2 separate regions of the Homo sapiens genome follow, and region 2 is linked to region 1. A link is an interaction called in ENCODE POLR2A ChIA-PET data of the cell type or tissue named here. Cell type or tissue: GM12878. All regions are shown on one strand. Links, peaks and the distances in the headings refer to the core of each region. The heading gives the core; the rest is flanking DNA. Region 1 overlaps ZMAT3 (zinc finger matrin-type 3). Region 2 has its middle 19 kb from the start of KCNMB2.

Region 1 (10,060 bases), core at 3,732-7,731:
TATTTTTCTCTGTTTTCATAGAAATGTCTCTTATCAAAGATGTTTGGCCTAACTTTGAGAGCCCATCTGCAATGCCACCTGTTGCAATGGGAAACAACAGTTTAACTGATGTAGTATCACAACTAAGAGACGGATTCAAGAAGATATGGCATGACATACTTATATTTGTTCTTTTCTGCTTATCCCAATTTGTTTTGCTCCCTCTTATCTCAAAACTTCTAACCCAAATCTCTCCATAGCTACCAATCCTACTTTAATAAGTGACACTTCTGTGTTTTTTTTTTTTTTTTGAGACAGGGTCTCTCTCTGTCACTCAGGATAGAGTGGCACAACCTCAGGTCACTGCAACCTCCCCCTCAAGGCTCAAGTGATCCTCCAACCTCCCCCTCAAGGCTCAAGTGATCCTCCCACCTCAGCCTCCTGAATAGCTGGGACTACAGGCACGTGCCACCATGGCTAGCTAATTATTTTTTTTTTTTCTGTAGAGATGGGCTTTTGCCATATTTCCCAGGCTGATCTCAAACTCCTGGGCTCAAGCGATCCACCCACCTCAGCCTCCTGAAGTGTTGAGATTACAGGCATGAGCCACTGCGCCCAAACATTAATAAGCGAAACGTTCTAAAGTTTCAAGTGGGGGACTAAAGGAAACTAAGAAATGTTTCACTCCAAAATATACTTCTTTGACATATTTTGAGATGACTATTCAGAGGGCCTGCAACACAAGAATCAGCCTGCAAAGCTGAGTCTTTTACGGGGATTTGCATCTCTAGAGGAAATAAAGTGAAGTAAACAACAGATGCAAACAGGCTTTTTCTGAAGCCCCACCTTGTCCAGAACAAGGCAAGATTAACTGAGAGCCTGACACCTTTAAAGGTTTTATAGAAACATCTACCACAGGCTCCCATCTCTTTTTTTTTTTTTTTTTTTTTTTTGAGATGGAGTCTTGCTCTGTCGCCCAGGCTAGAGTGCAGTGGTGTGCTCTCAGCTCACTGCAACCTCCGCCTCCCGGGTTCAAGCTATTCTCCTGCCTCAGCCTCCCAAGTAGCTGGGACTATAAGCACCCGCTACCACACCCAGCTAATTTTGTATTTTTAGTAGAGACGGGGTTTCACCATGTTGTCCAGGCTGGTCTCGAACTCCTGACCTCAGGTGATCCACTTGCCTTGGTCTCCCAAAGTGCTGGGATTACAGGCATGAGCCACCGTACCTGGCCTCCCATTTTTCCTTTCTGAGGGCTGCTACCTGTGAGATCATCTGCATAACAAGACCACCTTTGCAGCACACCTTGCCTCTTCTCTCCTTCCCATAACCTCTCATGCCACCATAACCTGTCTTGACAAGCTTCAAGCCCCTATTCTTTCTGTAACCTCAAGATAGTATTAAAGAGTTGTGAATGGAAAATAAAATTTTGGGACCCCCTATTCACCATACCTAAGGGAAAAAGTCAAGCTTGAGAACTGAGTCACACAAAACTGCCTCCCATTTTGTTCCTCAACAGCTACAAAGATGAAAGACTACCTACATACCTCCCTCGCAATTTGCTCACGAGCAAATTTTTTGTGGGCCCTCAAGATCCTTACCCTAAAACAGTTCTGTTGAATTTCACCCTGACAATAACAAACAATTTATCTTCAGAAGAACGGGACAAAGGATAGAACCAGAAGTCATACCTCTGCTCACCTGAGACAAATGCATATTTGACTGCTTCCTCTATTCTGTTTACTTATCTTATGTAAAAACGTAGATTCACTGAGCATGAGACAAATGCCTCTACCCTCTCCTTTCACATGTAAAATGTGGATCCACTGAACGCTGATGAAATCTTCAAAAGATTGCAACTTCTTGCCTCTTTCATCTACACTTCTTTTCTCTCCTGCCCATGTTTTCCCCTTTAAATATGGAAGCACTCAAAATCCTCTTTGGAAAAAAAGTGTGGGCCACAGATTCTATTGTGGCTAGTGGCTTTTTTTCCTGGGTGTATCATCAACCTTGGCAAAATAACTCTCAGTTGATTGAGATCTGTCTCAGATACTTTTTGGTTTACAGCATCAGCTGTCTGGACATTTGAGTTTTTCATATTTTGTATGACTCCCATGCCCATATGTACATTAATAAATCTGTATGCCTTTTTTCCTGTTAATCCATGGTCAGTTTGTTTTACAGACTCAAATTATCAAAGCTTCAGTGAAAAAAATTAAACTTTTATACACTTTGCATATATAAAATAATTTATAATTTTCCAAGTCTTCAGCTATGTACACCTATGGTCACAGTAGCATTATTCACAATAGCTAAAAGGTAGAAGCAACGTAAGTGTCCATCAGTGGATGAATAAACAAAATGTCATCGATACATGCAATGGGATATTATTCAGCCTTAAAAAGGAAGGAAAGTTGATAAATGCTTGAGGTGATAAGATACCCCAATTACCCTGATTTGATCATTACACATTGAATGTTTGTATCAAAATGACACATGTACCCCATAAATACGTACAATATTATATATCCCTAATTAAAAATAATTTTTAAAAATGAAGGAAATTCTGATACATACTACGACATGGATGAACCTTGAGGACATTATGCCAAGTGAAATACGCCAGACACAAAAGGACAATTGTCATATGATTCCACTTATATGAGGTACCTCAAGTAGTCAAAATCATAGAGACAGAAAGTAGAATGGTGGTTACCAGGGACTGGGGAAGAGAGAATGTGGAGTTATTGTTTAATGAGTAAAATTTCCGTTTGGGAAGATAAAAAATTTCTGGAGATGGAGAGTGATTATGATTGTAAACTAAATGGTTAAAATGGTAAATTTTATATGTTTTGCTATTTTTAAGGGTTTAATTTTTTTAAATTATTATTACATAAATGTCCATCAATAGAGGATCAATAACAGAAATTTTAGAAATCATACAAGGAAACACCACAGAATGAAAAACAATGAAATAGATCCACATGTGCTGGTATGGAATGCTTGCCAAGGTCACACACACACACACACACATACACACACACACACATACCCCAAGGTGATGAACAGAACAGTAGGGATGGAATGCCTCCATTCACGTTACATAGACTTTATCTGGAAAAGACTCAAGAAACTGCTAACCGCGATCAATTGCCGCTGGGCAGGGGGGACATGGCAGCATGGAGTTCAGGAGTGAGTTCAGGACTTATGTATTTCGAAAAAAAAAAACAATTCTTTTTGAAAACAGCAATCTTCTAAATTATCCATAGTACTGAAAGAGAGGAATAAAGAAGAAATAACTAGATCCACCCCTAATACCCCAGTTATGGGGATCTGAATTTCAAGAGGTCAAGTGACAAGCCAGGGAACACACTGGTGACAGAACTGAGACCAGTTACCCAGTATGTACTTTTTCTGAATGTTTGAAATATTTAATAAAACTACTTTTTTAAAAAAGTCTCTTTCTTCATTGCTAGCTTATTAAAGCAGAAAATATTGTTTTCCCCAAAAATAAACTATGTTTGGGAAAATTTTAATATTTTATAGTTTAATTTTTATGTCAGCAAGATTTCCATGTTTGGTAACATTTGCCCTTGTATATAATTGTGTTTTTAAATTTTCAAGTCTTCTTTGATGAAAGATTTTTCTAGTCCTTTACTTCCTGGTTGGGGCCTTCATTGACCATTATTTTAATTTCCATGTTTGTTGTTGTTCACATAACCGAATATGTAGAGAACAGATTTTTTTAAACAAAATAGACGTTTTTAAATAATCACAAAAAATGAGACATTCACACATGCCTGTGCATATATATCTATCCATACATATATATGGATCCTGATTTCCAATTCAACACTTTCCCACTCTGTCATCCTTTACAGACTTAAGCTGCAAAAACAGTCCTCAGTATCTCTTAAAGGCATGACTTGTTTTATTTACAGATAAAAACTCATATCCTCCACAAGGTGGTTTTCAACCAAACATCCTGCTTTAAAGTTAGTTCACCAACCACAAACTGCTAACTGTAAAATCTAGACAGTCCACAAGGTGGCACTAGATACCGTTGGTCAAAGTCCATAACCTAGTAAGGATTTCTAGAAAACAGGGTTAGAGAGGTGCCTCTGGCATCAGCAAAGATGAAAAATTGAAGCTAATATGAAAGGCATCTTGTTCCTGTCTAGAGGGACAACTTCCAGCCAAAACACATTTGAAGCTCTAATTACATACTTAAAGATTTATCCAAAATGCCAAGCATAAGTTATAGACTGCCTATGGTGGAGTGTATTTCTTCCAGTGGCAAATTTACATCTGTTCCTTTGGACACACTTCATTACTAGCATATGATCATCTTAAACATGTTTCCATAAACTCCCTCCTAGTATACATTCCCCCTAAATATATATACACACATACACACACAGACTTGAAGATTAAAAACCATGAAATGTATTTTTAGGGGATTTTTTTTGGTAAGAACTCATAATCAGATCCCTTTAAAATAATATTCACGTTACACAATAGTTAACTGTCTTCATCTTTTTGTAATTCTTAATTTTCAAGTTATGAAGATCCCACAACTAAGAATTGTTGTGGTTTAAGCCTCAACTCAGATGATAAAAATCTTAAAACTCACATAAAAAGATCTATTTCTGATCTTTATAATCTTATATCAATTTATCATACATTGGGAAACTTTATCACCAGCCCTTTAAGAAATTATAAAGGATAACACCCAGCATTTGATCTTGAATAGATTTTCAGCCAATGAATGAGCCTCAGAAATGCCTTTAAAAAGGCTGAAAATCTGAAATCATTTAAGACTTTTTTGGTGCATATTATCATGGCTTTTTTAAAGCTAAGAATCTCCTGGAGATGATTTAATAAAATGTGCTGATGCCTTGAGTACTTTACAACACACAAATTCAGTGTGATCTATTCACTTCATTCAGAAACATTTTTTGTGTGTGCAGACCGAAGAATTTTTCCCACAACAGTAAGGGTATGTGTCTTGCATCCTGATTAATTAAAGCATAACAGCATCTTACAGCCTATAATCTACTTTTTTAAGTGAGCATTTAAATTCAAAAGTACACTGTATACAGAAAACCAGGCTGTTTAAAGGACCACATCTCAATTATATTGCATATATAAATTGATTATATTTGTAAGAGTATTTTACATGTAAAACACCCCCAAAAGATTAATGGGTATATGCTTTTTAATAATGTGTTTATTTCCAGCAGTGTTTATGGTACTAAGGCCAACTTTCTTAAAATTTGAAGGGAAAATAAATATTAAAATCTACCAACAAAATTGAGAACTCACTCCAGTCCCAGGCTAACTCCAGTGATGGGGAGAACGGGCAGTGTGGGCAGCTAGGTTGATTCTACTGCCAACCTAAAAGCTTACAGTACTTGCATGATTTCCAGAAGACCATGGCAGACTGTGTGCAGACTGATGAATGGAGAACCCACAGTCATCGAGAATCGGCATCAAAATAACGTCTCAGTGATGACAATTTACCTTCTTCCCTTGATCTTCAACTCATAACCAAACAATTTTCAGACAAGACTCAGAAACCGTTTTATTAAACTGGAACACAAAATGCGTGTTATAATAATGTCAAGCCTTTATCAGAAATCAGTACATAAGTGAGGATACACAGCCAAAATGAGCCATCAACAAAAGCAGTATAAATTTTAAATAAGTTTCAGATTTCTATACTCAATATGCTAAAGAAAATAAAACCGAAAGAGTAGTTTCAATTTCACAATTCACAGTTGATTGGTTTTAATCCCATGACACGTTTGTCATTCTGCAGCCCCAGAACACAGACTTCCAAAGCAGTGACTGGCACTCCGACCCAACAGCATACACAGATCTTAAGCCTCTGTATGACATTTAGAGAAAATTTTAATAAACAACCCTAATTACACACAGTTTGGGCTGACATTTTTTAGCTATATCCTTTATCAAAGATAGTTCTAGTGAAATAGCAAAAGCAGTTTTAAAAGTTTGCCATGCCATTCAATAAAGGGTTCTAAAGCCTCCCTTGGTTTTACATTTTATTCTCTAATTTAAAACAATAACTGCATTAAAATGCAACCTTAATGGTGAAAGCAAAATCGGTTTTGCTTCTGAATCTAGAGCATATTTCCAAGGAGAAGCAACTTATTGTCCCAGCAGATATATGGAATGCTTTAAAGCAGGATCTGACATACTCCAGTAAGGCATTTCAAAGCAGACACATCATACCCAAACTAAATCATTATGGTCAGTCAAGGATACCACAGGTGAACACCAAGTAACGCAGAGTTAACGTGAAATTCTTACAAATGACACACGATTTACAAAACCCCAGAAAGGTACTCAGGTACCAAAAGAGGGCAGAACAATGACCAGCCACTCCAAAAGAGTTTTGTTCCTATACATGCCATATTTGCAGAGTAGAAACAAACTGCCCTATTTGCGCTTTGCCCTAGGATAATATCACTCATTCTGACATGTGGAGTTACTCTTCCTTAAAAAAATATATCATGTAGAGAATACACAAATAATAATAAATGATATAGAACATTTATTATTTTCACTAGTGAGGGGGTCACTTAAGCACTTACAAAGACTTATAAATGAATCATGAAGGTCATCAAAATGCAAAAACATCCAATAAATGTTGCATTATTAGTATTCAACAGTGCAGCAAGATTTTTAGCAACTGCGTCGGGCTTAATTTGGAACTATGGCCATGAGAATATGTTTAAGTTCAAAGAACTGCCAGATGTCTAAAAAAAAAAGTGTAATTAGTAAAAATATGGATTTTCCCTCCAAGGGCCCAAAGGAAGTGTTCAGTTACTTTGGAAGCCATGAATTTTATCAAACACACACAAGAATATGAATCTGGAACATTTCAATTCTGATTCAATTCTACCCATTGAATCTTCATGACCTGGAGAAAGTCACTTAAAATTCTTTAGATTTTATCTAAAGAATCTTATCCACAAAAAGTGGGCATAAAAATAAAGGCATATGTAAAAATAATTTTTTCTAAACATGACTACAATAAAGCTAAAGATGGTTACTAAGGCTTACAATTTCAACAACTCATTGTACAGTACAATCATTTTTAATTCTGCTAATTATAGCTGGAGGAAGTGTGGATAATTACAATTCTCAAGGAATTCAAATCAAATTCTTTAGAAAAATTAATAGTTTCAACTTACTAAGCTACTTAATCTGCTCTCCTAGAGTTGTTTAAAACAGCTAATTATATAGGGGTTTGACCCTTTACTCCCCTCTACCTTCTGGTAGAGCAGCTGAAAGTAGTGAAAGGAGAAGTGACAAGAGGGAGAAAAGCAGCAACAGATTGAAATGAGGTATTCGCTGATTTCATAAACCCCAATCAGTAATTTACAGTTTTTTGAAGAAGCTGCATAGTTTGGCAAAAATACATTATCAGAAGTGGGGAAAAGAAAAATTATATTGAAACTTTAAAATTTATGACAAGCACTTAAAAATGACCAATTCTAAAATAAACTTGTGTTTGAAAGGAATTGTCCTCCCTCACCCTAAGTACACACAAAAAGAGAAACTGGAAGACAAAAGTCCACAGGAGGAAAAAAAAAAAAGTATGTTAATTGGCTCAGATTATCAACTTCATACACCACTTTCAAAATAGATATTTAAACGAATACTAAACCTTAATTAATGACACCCATGCTAAGAATTTAGGGCAGTGTATTGCCTAAAATTTACTTTGGAATGTTCTTTAAAAAAAAAATCTGATGGATCGATGGATGAAAAGAGGGATAGAGAATATGAACAGATACATGGCAATACAAGTATAGTCAAATGTTGATGGCAGAATCTAGCAGTGGTTATACTGCAAAGTTTTTTCAACTTTGATATATGTCTGAAAATTTTCTTGAGAAAATGTTGAGGAACATGTTAACATTTCTATAATAAAATCAGTCTAGCAGGGCGTTTCTAAGATTCTAAGTAGTCAGGCAATTTAGAATTTTAAATTAATTAAACTAGGGAAAATTTTGCTTTTAATGGCTTCAAACCTGATTTGTGAAGATGCTTCATTTAATATAGAAATGAACTAACACAATTAATAATTATTGTGCCAGTCTCTTCGCTTTAGCTGCAAATACATAATTTTTCCCCTCTCTACAGAAGACAAGTTTGAAAATGACCACTAGAATAAAGAATTTTTCCAAACATCAGTGTCAAGCTCTTCCAATCAACCACACTGCCATTCACTAAGTACAAACGCAACACAGATCAAGGTGAAAAATGATCTCTGACTTCTGCCAGCTTGGGAAAACTGGATTCATTTTCAGAATGTATGGTTTCTGATCAATAATGACAATAGTTTTACTTGATATCAAATTGACATTTATTTAAAAAAGGGAAAAAAAAGACGTAGAACAGAATTCACACAGACCTTTGTTATTCCAAGCTCCTATTTATGAATGGTGATTAATAGCAATAATTCTGTCTCTCTTCTCTCTGTGAAATGCTAACACTTGCTAAAGGCACTCAGATTCTGGGCTTAACGGAGACAAGGTCACATGGGACCATAAGCCAGTACGTTTTTTGGTAGCTACCCAGAAAGGAAGTTTACAAATGTTCCTCCCATTCATAACGGGAAGAAAAAGTCAAACAGCTATCAGTAGAAGCGTTTTATGAGAAGCTATTTACACAGCTATTTGTCCATTCAGCCAGAGTGACAGTAACTGCTCACAATGGTAGGGGTTCTCCCCTGCCAAGAAAGCAAAAACAATAACAAAACACTTTTTATCATATATGAAACTCCTGTACAATGATTTGGCTAGAAGAAAAAAATAGTTGGTAAGGTCAAATTTGTTTTAAAACATCTGTTCAAAAGCCTGCATTAAACTTTTATCTGTCCTGACAAAACATGTCTCAATTTCTTTCTAAAGCAGCTCTATTGTCCTAGCATATGCCTCACCAAGTTCTTTAAAGGGCATTTCCAACCTTAGTTCTGACAATGAAGACACAAAGTAGGTTAGGTTCCAAAACCACCCTTCCTAGCCCTCCCTGTAGAAAATACCATGTTGCACAGTTACATGTGTCCCCTGACACAAACGACACTCATTTTACGTAGGTCACTGGACCTCAAACTGTTGTTGCTTGCTGTCCCAGCCAATTCAAGAGTGAAGGAAGATGTAACCAGACATACATATCTCCCTTTCTCCCTGTTCAAACTGTAGATAGGTAGCTATAAGCAAGCATATAGTTCTGTAGAAAAGCTTTCTAAAATGAGGTGGAAGATCTCGTGCTTCTTGTTAGCTTTTTAAGTCAGGGGAATGTAAGGATGATGTCAAATAGCCACGATTCTTCTTTTAAACTCAGGGCTTCAAAAATCCTACCTGGTTTTCTAAGTTTACCAACTAATTAAAAGGTCAGTGAAGAAGAGTTGGAGGAGGAACTTTTTCCAAATAAATGGTATAAAAAAATTATTCACCTTGCAGAATTTAGTGCAATAAGAGACAGGCAGACAAACATAAACAACATGCACATATTTACAAGTTGCAGGACATGATGCACAATGTGAAGACCAACAAAGTATTTTCAAAGCATCTTCAGTGCACTCAAAAGGATTACAGGGCACACTCAGTTTAGTAACTGAACTTTTTTTACAAAACCACTTCAAAGGTATATGCAATCCAATCTTTTAGTTGAAACACGAATTTTCTTTCTTTACAACTTCTTACCCTCAATACCTAAGAAGAATTCTAATTGTCATCTTCTAACGTTGATTTTTTATGACAACTTACACAAAGATATTATTCACAGAGAAAAGAGACTGATGCTATGAGTTCCTATGGATGATTACCGAAATCTAAGTATTTTTTTTTCTAATTTTTGTTGTTGTTGTGGTTTAGGCCTCTGTCCATCCTTGAAGACAGCATAGAAAAGGACACTAACATAATTCCTGGGGAGCACAAGGTGCAAATCCTAAAGTATGTTACAGAGACAGACTGAGCTTCACAAAATGAAACCAACGAAGATCACATATCACTGACTCAGAAGAAACAACAGTCTGCTTAAACAG
Region 2 (10,060 bases), core at 3,257-7,256, 500 kb before region 1:
ATGTACCCACAGAGCATGTAAAACCATGAAATTATCTTTCCTTTTCCCCTCATGCCTCAGCTGATTGGGGAAATAAATGAATCTTCGGTAAACATTCCTGGCATCAGATGATATTTCTAAGGATTGTATTATGCCTCCAACGTCTGTGTAAGTTAATTATCTTCATGAATATTGGTAATTATTTGGAAAGTGTGCTCCTAAATCTACTCAAACCATCATTGAAGACTCAATCAGGAGTCTATTCGCACTCAAAGCAGATGTGAAGTAAGTTATCTGCTATATGTGTACCATAGTCTTTTCACATGAAAATGGGGCAGTTATGATCGGGTAAAGGTAGGAGTGATGGTTTCATCAAAAAAGGCTTTGAGAGCCTTTAAAAATCATTTAGTATTAGACCTAGAGGAAAAATTAGAGAAACAGTAATTTAATTTACTCCTCATTTTCATTTGAAGTTACTGGGGCATAGAATTTTAAATAACTTACCCAAAACCACAACTTTGTGGCGGTGCAACTCAGACTAAAATCTTCATGGCTTAACTTCCACATAAATATCCTTTCCACATACTACCCTGCTTCACCATGGCAAAAAAAAAGATAGGAAACGCAATAGACATGGGAGTGCAGCTATCTCTTCAATATACTGATTTCCTTTCTTTTGGGTAGATTACCTAGCAGTGGGATTGCTGGATCATATAGTAGCTCTCTTTTTAGTTTGAGGAACCTCCAAACCGTTCTCCATAGTGGTAATACTAAAATAACACTGACACACACTTCATGTCACTGGGCGCATTAAAATCCGGATGTTTAATCTTATCATGTAAACATATATTTCCTCTCCTGCTGCCAGCCCAGAAGCTAAAGAAAATGAGAACATGCCAGAAGACACAAGTGTGCTAATATGGTTTGGGCCTGTGTCCCCGCCTAAATCTAACAACGAATTGTAACCCCCAGTGTTGGAGGTGAGGCCTGGTGGGAGGTAATTGCATCATGGGGGCAGTTCTCATGAATGGTTTAGCACCTTCCCCTCAGTTGTGTTCTTGTGATAGTGAGTGAGTGAATTATCATGAGATCTGGTTATTTAAAAGTGTGTAGAACCTCCCCCCCTCCGCTCCTCCTCCTGCTCCTGCCATGTAAGATGTGTCTGCTTCACCTTCACCTTCCACTGTGATTGTAAGTTTCCTGAGGCCTCCCCAGAAGCAGAAACCACTATGCTTCTTGTATAGCCTGCAGAACCCTGAGCCAATTAAACTTCTTTTCTCCATAAATTTCCCAGTTTCAGGTATTTCTTTGTAGCAATGTGAGAATGGACTAATACATGTGCCCTATGGAACCCTGTGGTATTATAGGAAGAATGCAGGCTTTGACTCCAGAATGATAGGGGCTTAAATGACATTTCAGTGTAACTTTGAGTTTATTACTCCACCAATATGAGCCTCAATTCCCTGTCATTCCAACAAAGTGGAGACGACACCTGTCTTGAGGGATCAACAAGGAAGCGGAGAGTGCACATGTAAAGATTCTGGCACATAGTAGGCATTCAATAAATGCCACTTATTATTACCTCTGAGGCTCACTCATGGCTCAGCCATTTGGTTCACCATCACCACCATAAGGCCGTTTGGAGAGGACTGAGAATATCACACTGAGAAAAGGCTTGAGGTCTAACTGCCCCCAGCTGCAATAGATATGGGACCTTGGCCTTCCTCTTGCCTTGCTTGGGCCTTGGCTTTGGTCCATAAGTGGGGGCTACATCCTGCTTTCTTTACCAGCTGGTGAACTTTTGAGGATACTTTTGTTTCCCCAGTGCTTTTCCCAGAGGCTTATAAGAGTCTTAAATCAATCCATGTGTATGAAAGGAGAAGAACACTGCAGAGGAATTCAGAGTAAGGGAGACCCACCTGTCCTGTCTTTCCCTTCTGTCTCAGGGAAGCATTCTCCTAACTACCCTGAACACTCCTGCTCTGAGGCGTCTGGGCATTTCATTGTCTGCATTGCTCTATTTCTAATACACACACCCTCACAGAATTCCACAGCTCTCACATGTTCAATTTCATCTGAAAAAGTCACATTTTCTCAAGAAAGCTAAGTTCATGCTCTTAGGCAATAAAAATACCTTGTTTGTTTATTCATTTCCTCCTCCATTCCCAAACCCCATATTATATGCCTTGGTGTGATTTGAAAAAGCTGTTCTCAACAGCATCTCCCCTCCCTCCCCCATTTCTTCTTTGAAAATATAGCGTGACATTACTAACCAAAAAGACATCTGCCATCTGGTGAAGTCCTATTTTTACTGCCAAGGAAGCCAAAATATTAATTACCTTAAAATAGTAACACCTTTTTTTTTCTACTGATCCTCTTTTTTTTAGTCTTTAACATTTATACATTTACTTATTTTTAAAATACGACACAGTTATATTATTATAATTATCTTTTAATTTGACCCTTTTTACTTTTTAAAAAATGTTTATCTTTATTTTAGATTCATAGGGTACATGTGCAGATTTCTTACATGGCTATATAGTGTGATGCTGAGGTTTGGGGTATGACAGTCTCTGTCACCCAGATAGTGAGCACAGTACCCAACAGGTAGTTTTCAGCTCTTGCCTTCCTGTCTCTCTTCCCCTGCTAGTAGTCTCCAGTGTCCATTGCTCCCATCTTTATGTCCATGTGTACCCAATGTTTAGCTTCTACTTATAAGTGAGAACATGCAATACTTGGTTTTCTGTTCCCGCATTAATTTGCTGAGGACATTTTTTTTTTGAGACAGGGTTTCACCCTGTTGGCCAGGTTGGTCTCAAACTCCTGACCTCAAGTGATCTGCCTGCCTCGGCCTCCCAAAGTGCTAGGATTGCAGGCATGAGCCACTGCACCCAGCCCAAAGGATGTAATTTTCTTCTCTCTTATAGCTGCGTGGTATTCCACGGTGTATATTGTACCACATTTTCTTATCCAATCCTCCATTGATGGGCATCTAGGTTGATTACATGTCTTCATCATTGTGAATAGTGCTGCCATGAACATATAAGCACATGTCTTTTTGGTAGAATGACTTATTTTCCTTTGGATATATACCCAGTAATGGGATCACTGAGACAAATGGTAGTTCTGTTTTACATTCTTTGAAAAATCTCCAAACTGCTTTCCACAGTGGCTGGACTAATTTACATTCCCACCAACAGTGTATAAGCATTCCTTTTTTTCTTCTTCAGCCTCACCAGCATTTGTTATTTTTTGACGTTTAAGTAATAGCCAGCTGGGTGCAGTGGCTCATGCCAATAATCTCAGCATTTTGGGAGGCCGAGACGGATGGATTACTTGAGTTCAGGAGTTCAAGACCAGCCTGGGCAACATGGCAAAACCCTGTCTCTACAAAAAATACAAAAAAATAGAAATTAGCTGGGCGTGGTGTCACATTCCTGTAGACCCAGCTACTCAGGAGCCTGAGGTGGGAGGATAACTTGAGGTCGAGGCTGCAGTGAGCCATGATCGCACCACTGCACTCCAGTCTGGGTGACAGAGTGAGGCCCCATCTCAAATAATGATAATAATAATAATAGTAATAGCCATTCTAACTCATGTGAGATGATACCTCATTGTGGTTTTGATTTGCATTTCTCTACTGTTTAGTGATGCTGAACATTTTTTCATATGTTTGTTGGCTGCTTGTATGTCTTCTTTTGAGAAGTGTCTGTTCATGTCCTTTGCACACTGTTTGAAAGGATTACTTCTTGCTTGTTGAACTGTTTAAGTTCCTAAGAGATTCTGGATGCTAGTGGACCCCTACCTTTCACCATATACAAAAATTAACTCAAGATGGATTAAATATTTAAATGTAAGTCCTCAAACTATAAAATACTAGAAGAAAACCTAGGAAACACCATTCTGGACATCAGCCTTGGCAAATAATTTATGGCTAAGTCCTCAAAAGCAATTGCAACAAACACAAAAATTGATAAATAGACCTAATTAAACTAAATAGCTTCTACATGGCAAAAGAAACTATCAACAGAGTAAACAGACATGCTACAGAATGGGAGAAAATATTTGCGAACTATTTATTCTCTTTTATAAATGTCTTCAAAATATGTTTGTCAGAAACAGTCACAGGGTATTTGAGATTAAGAGGTGATCACCCAACCACATATGTCATAGATACTCCTGTGATTTAATTATCACCCAAGAATTTAAACAAAATAAAGGTCCAAAATATGCATTTGGAGGTTCAGAAAATAAATGACAAATTGCAACTTCTAGATTTACATAGACTGAGCCTTCTCTAACGCTGCCAGAAGACAGTCTGAATATTGAAGCCTTTGTCTCTTTTGAGCTTTTTAACACATTTGAAAATCAACACCTTGAAAACCTTTAGACATTTTCCATCCTAAAAGGTAGAGTTGATTTTTACGTATAAGGATTTGTGATCTCCAGCATCAGGGAATGTACCTGTCTGAATGAACTCTGCTGAAAAAAATGCATCTTCAACTCCATCATCATCTTCATTGTCACCATTTATCAGGAGTTTACTATATATCTGAAATTGTACTAAGAGCCTTACATGTTGCAATTCACTTAATTTTGACACTAACTCTGAAAATGGGGTAATGTCAATCTTATTTTATAAGTGGGAAACTGAGGCACAGAGAAGCTTATTTCCTCAGTCATGCAGGTAGAACATACAGAACCATAATTCAGATTCAGGTAATCCTGGTTCTCAAACTCATGCTGTCACCACTACCAACCAATTTCTCACTGAGGTCTTGATGTCTGTGACTGATGAATTATGTCTTCTAGAATCTTAAGAATTGAGATATAAATTAAAATATCTATAACTCATTTGTTAATAAAAGGAATTAATAGAATCATGGGACACTGTGAAAACCATGATATTCTAAAATAGAAAATGAAATCATGACACTAATAAATTTGTTGAGTCTGAGATTTTTTTAAAAAAGCTAATATGTACTTTTTAGGCTCACTTCTTGGAGGGGAGCCCTCTCTAACTGTCAGGGACTAGAGATTTCCTGCTGCTGTTGTTTGCTAACACCCTACTCAGCCTGCTTAGGAACATGTTGACAACATTAAAGATAGGCTGGATGTACTCATGAAAAGATAAATATTAAAAATGAGCTGGAGGACAGGAGGGAGGCTTTTTGTTTTTCTTCTGTGTGTGTGTGTGTGTGTGTGTGTGTGTGTGTGTGTGTGTTTAGCACATGTCATTAGGCAAACAAACAATGCCATTTTCTGTTGCTTTGTTTCTGAAACAAAAATGGTAGTGGGTAGAAGAAATCAGCAACTTTACAGTCAGAATCAGACCACTAAAACCCTCAACAGGCATCAAACGCTTCACTCAAAAAAACAGAAACAGAACACTTGGAGACAATACTATGGTAAAGATGTTTCTTTCCCTCTGATCAAACCTACCCTGAGAAAAGAGATTTACAGAATGAAAAAGATATGTTTGTACATTGCTGCCTTAAAAAATATTTCTTGGCTTCACGTTTCCCCTTACTATTAAATGAATGTGTGACAATGTGAAAATTTTATCACTTGCTAAACTTTTAGTTCACTTCAACAGATGAGACCTCTTGTAGGTTTTGCTGAAGGTGGAATTGGGCTTTTCAGGATGAGTCTGTCTCCATCATGGATCCTCAAGCAACTGGTAGAAGCCAAAGAATAGAAAATGCTGGAACTTAGCATGAGGTAATAAAGAACTTAAAGTTAGAAGAAACTTACTCTAGCTCATCGTCTGCATGTGAACGGAGAAAAGACTATGCTTAGTTGTTACTGGCAACGACTTCTTTCTTACAGCTCACGGGAAACTCTTAAAATTCTTTTTAAAATATAATTCCTCACCCGTGTGGTACACTATGGAATACAGAAAGTTGGAGTTGCCTTTTTTCTAGTTAAATAGCGGACTTTTTTTTTTTTTTTTTTACCTATTCACATAGATCTTGTAGTTATGTACTCATCTTCATTCAACCCTTCATTAAATCATTTCATAGGTAATTATAGAGCACACACCATGTGCCAGGGGCACTTCTAGGTCTGAGAATACAAAGATGAATAGATGAGTAAGATGTGATCTGTACTTTCAAGAAGCTCACATTCTAATTCTATCTAGTGTGATTAATGAGCCTTTAACAGGGGAATGTACACAATGCAGCAGAGGTGAGCGTAAGGGATACAACTCTACCCAGGAAGGTCAAAAAGGGCTTCACACAGAGTGAGGCTTCAGCTGAGACCTGATGGATAAAGAGAAGTTCACCAAGTAGACATAAGGAAAAGGGGCTGTCCAAGAAAAAAGTGAATTTACACAAGACACAGGGTGCAATGGTCTTCGTGCACAGTGGTACCCTTCTGAGTAGTAAACTTAAGGATTCACTGATTCAAGAGATAATATAGGCTGAAAATTAGAAAATCTTTAAAGTATTTTGAAACTTTCAAAACAACTGACAAATAATAGTTTAATAGAGGAGGCTAAGGAGGGTTGGGGTCCCTCCTGCCCTAAATAGGATTAGGTTTCTCCATTTTTAGATAACTCCTCTCCCATAATGCATCCCTTATGGCTCACATTAGAAAGAGAAAAGCCATCTTCACTCTGCAAAAGTGATCATAGTAGGTATCCTAAAGAAATATATACAGGTATTTAACCAGAGACAAACTGATAATCCATATGTAGTCTGTCCAGTTATCCGTCTAAGAGGAGGTGGACCTTCAGATATTGCTCCATGCCACCTTCCTGTCGTGCCCTGCAGCACTCATCTGGCTCTTCTAACTGCAGTGCCGCATTGCTGACTCACAGGCAATCTGATAACTACCCAGAACCTCACTTTCTTTTTCTCCCCCTCCACACATAGCTGGCTCTTTCCCCTCATAAATATGGGCACATTTGAGCCTTCTCCCCATCCTGTGTCTTCCTCTGCTCCTAGTTAGAAACGAGTTTTCTGTATTTATTTTCTAAATCACCAAAGTCACTTTGAATTCTGAATCTATCTTTTATCAAAGTAATAGAACCCAGTTTACACAGCCTTGTCACTGATATACTTAATAATCTTCATTGGTCTCTGCTGTGTCATTGATTTAAATGTGACTCACCCTGCTTCTAAGACTTCTTGCTACTGAACATCACTTGTTGTGTCTCTAACCATTTATTCTCAAAGACTATTCTCAGATTATGTTTCTAGCCAGATGTTATGTAGTTAGAAGTGTACGTGTTCTTAGTCATATTTCCACAAGGACCGATACTGTGCTGCAAACTCAATTTAGAAACATTACCAAGGTCAAGAGAAATGACATCTATAGAATGTCAGAAACCAAAACTACCCTTCTGCCCTACATGAGACTAGGTTTTTCTGATAGGGCTTGATCTTGACAAGAAATAACCTCAAGACCAACTGGCAGCTGTAGTCTTTAGAGTATTCAAAGGAATTGTATACAGCTGAACCTAATGATAATTCTGTGAGGTAGGTATTTGAAGTCCTATTTAATAGATGAGAAACCTGAAAAACACAAAAGTTAAAGGATTTGCCCTGATTCGCACACAAGTAAATGGCTAAACACAGATTTGAAGGCAAGTACTCCTAGGTCAAATCCTGTATCAACTCTAGGGTTCTGGAAAAATGAATTTTATTATAGTTTCCTCTGTGAAAAAGTTAGAGTTATAATCCTCTAATTTTCCATGTCATCTCTAGGCACCTTCCAGGATTCCTATTCTTTTTAATTGAGCTAATATTCCATCAACAAAAGCAGGCATCTATTTTCAGGTCATGGAATGTAAATCAGCCCAGGTTTTCACATAAGAAAATCAGAGAACCATGTCTGAAAATACATGTTAGCTTAGGGACCTAACAAGTGATGTTCAGTAGAATAAAGTCTTGAGGCCAAGGTAAGTAACGTTTGAACGGATGGCATCTCGAAGAGCTCAGAATACAGATCTTGTGTGACCATTCTTTGCTCCATTTCTTTTTCTGCCTTTTAGTTTGCTGTCTGCCCTTTTCTAAAGATCTGGTCTGTATTTTCTATCATGCTGAGTTTTAGCATATTGGTTCTAAAACACTAAGTAATTGAAATTGAAAAATGGTGATAAGAAGATGAAGTCAAAGTATGTGAAAAATTTTAAAAGCATTATACCAGATCTTTAATTTTTTTTCTTAAGATAAAAGAAATGAATTAGCCCCCAGTACTATGATAGGTGAAGCTAATGGCATAAACTTAATTTAAGGTCATAGACCCCAAAAAAGCCTGTTTTATGTGATGAAGACAGCATCTTAGGGAGCTAAGGGCTCTGTTGTCAAATTTCCAGAGTAGAGATGCGTGATTTATTCTCTAAACTGCTTTTGATTACCCTAAAGAAGGAACGGTGGTAATAACTACTGGAAGGCTTTGGAGAAATTAACAAAACTAAGAGAGTAGTGACTGTGGGACCCCTAAATGATAGTAAAAGGTGAGGGTTTCTAAGTCATCGTATGCTCTGCCAGAGAGATAACATTTGATCAGTAATCCACTACTTAACAAATGGAACACCAGCAGACATCAATTGACTCTCAGCAGAATATGTAGAGGGAGGGGAAGTTGAACCAAATTCCCAGCACTCACATGGGTCTATCTGAAGCCAAGTGAATTCTGTGACCTTCTATCAAGGGAAGCAAGAGTGGGAAATTCCTTTGGAATTACTCAATAAAGCTCTTATACAGACAGCCTAATTTGGTCAAATGCCACCTGCATATATAAATATAATGAATCCTATATAGTTTTGGGAGAGAACTAAAGAGGCAGTCAGCATCCAGTTTTGAAAAAGGATGCTGCGATTATTCTACATGCTTTCCATTTCGTTGTAACCTGCCATATTTCCGTCTTTGAAGGATTACTAAAGCCTTGGTTATGCCCAGAAGAAAAATCACTTTTATTATCCTTTTTAGAGTGCTCTATATTCTTTATGTGACAAATAATTTTTTAAAACAGTATTTAAATGTACTAAATTAAATATATCATGTGACCTATATGTATACATTGAATATGTCAAAATGAGCAGAAGCAACTTTAGCAGCTTCGTTCTGCATATCGTTTTACATTTTATCAAATGCTCTCTTATTTGGTTCTCACTATAACCTTCTGAGGTGGGGATACATATTAGTATCCTTGTATTAGAAGTGGGAAAGGTGAATGTACATGACTTTCCAAGGTGACATTCAAAATTACTCCATGCAAAATTCAAAAACAGCAGCCATGATACTGAAATCCACATTTCCCAACTATAAATACAGTGCTCTTGCTTCCAAGCCAGGCTTCCAGAGAAATATCACCAAAGTGGCTGAGCGCAGTGGCTTACACCTGTAATCCAAGCACTTTGGGAGGCCGAGGCGGGTGGATCACGAGGTCAGGAGTTTGAGACCAGCCGGGCCAAGATGGTGAAACCCCGTCTCTACTAAAAATACAAAAATTACCTGGGCGTGGTGACACACACCTATAATCCTAGCTACTCCGGAGGCTGAGGCAGGAGAATCACTTGAACCCGGGAGGAGGAGGTTGCAGTGAGCCAAGATCATGCCATTGCACTCCGGCCTGGGCAACAAGAGTGAAACTCCGTCTTAAAAAAAAAAAAAAAAGAAATATCACCAAAGATTGCTTATTAGAATTTTCCCTAGCACTGGTCTTCTGCATTCTTTAAGAACTCACCAGCATGGATATAAAGAGTTCAAATGAAGGTGGTAGTTGGTCAGTCGGGCTACATGTCTCTACTGAGCACCTGTTAATTTCTAAGCAACTGCTAATAGTGTTAATAAATGAGACTATGGAAGTAAAGGACATATACAACCTAACCTCACCTCTAGACATACAAACAATTGTAATTAAATGTGGTATATTATAAAATACTGACATGAATAAAGGAAAAAATCACAGCTTATTCTGGGTGGGGTCAGGTAAGGCTTCCCTGAGAATATGGTACTTGAAATGAGTTTTGAAGTTGGAGGAGTGTGGCCTTAATTTCCATACGGTACATTTTACATGCCCAAATATATAGGACAACTGAGTATAAGTTATACCAATTATTAAAATTTTT

Evidence for each region. Peaks named below come from ENCODE experiments on the same cell type or tissue, not always from the same donor. Only the 100,000 strongest peaks of a DNase experiment are listed, where the experiment ranks them.
Region 2: POLR2A ChIA-PET joins it to region 1 with 5 read pairs; 1 of 35 experiments calls an interaction of 5 or more read pairs at or near these places.

The regions. Positions count from the first base shown.
Region 1 is chr3:179,011,686-179,021,745 of GRCh38, forward strand. ZMAT3 (zinc finger matrin-type 3) reads right to left here. Exons shown (of 6, transcript NM_022470.4): 6 at 5,538-10,060. Among named protein-coding and RNA genes, the nearest start is that of ZMAT3, 55 kb to the right of the region's middle. RefSeq lists an enhancer at 5,613-5,722. In GM12878, for the core only: a CTCF peak has its summit at 4,005 (motif pointing right); DNase peaks (open chromatin) are centred at 4,026 and 5,756; H3K4me3 peaks cover 443 bases; H3K27ac peaks cover 3,297 bases.
Region 2 is chr3:178,512,026-178,522,085 of GRCh38, forward strand. No RefSeq gene overlaps it. Among named protein-coding and RNA genes, the nearest start is that of KCNMB2, 19 kb to the right of the region's middle. In GM12878, for the core only: no CTCF peak of the experiment used is centred there; a DNase peak (open chromatin) is centred at 7,246; H3K4me3 peaks cover 1,094 bases; H3K27ac peaks cover 4,000 bases.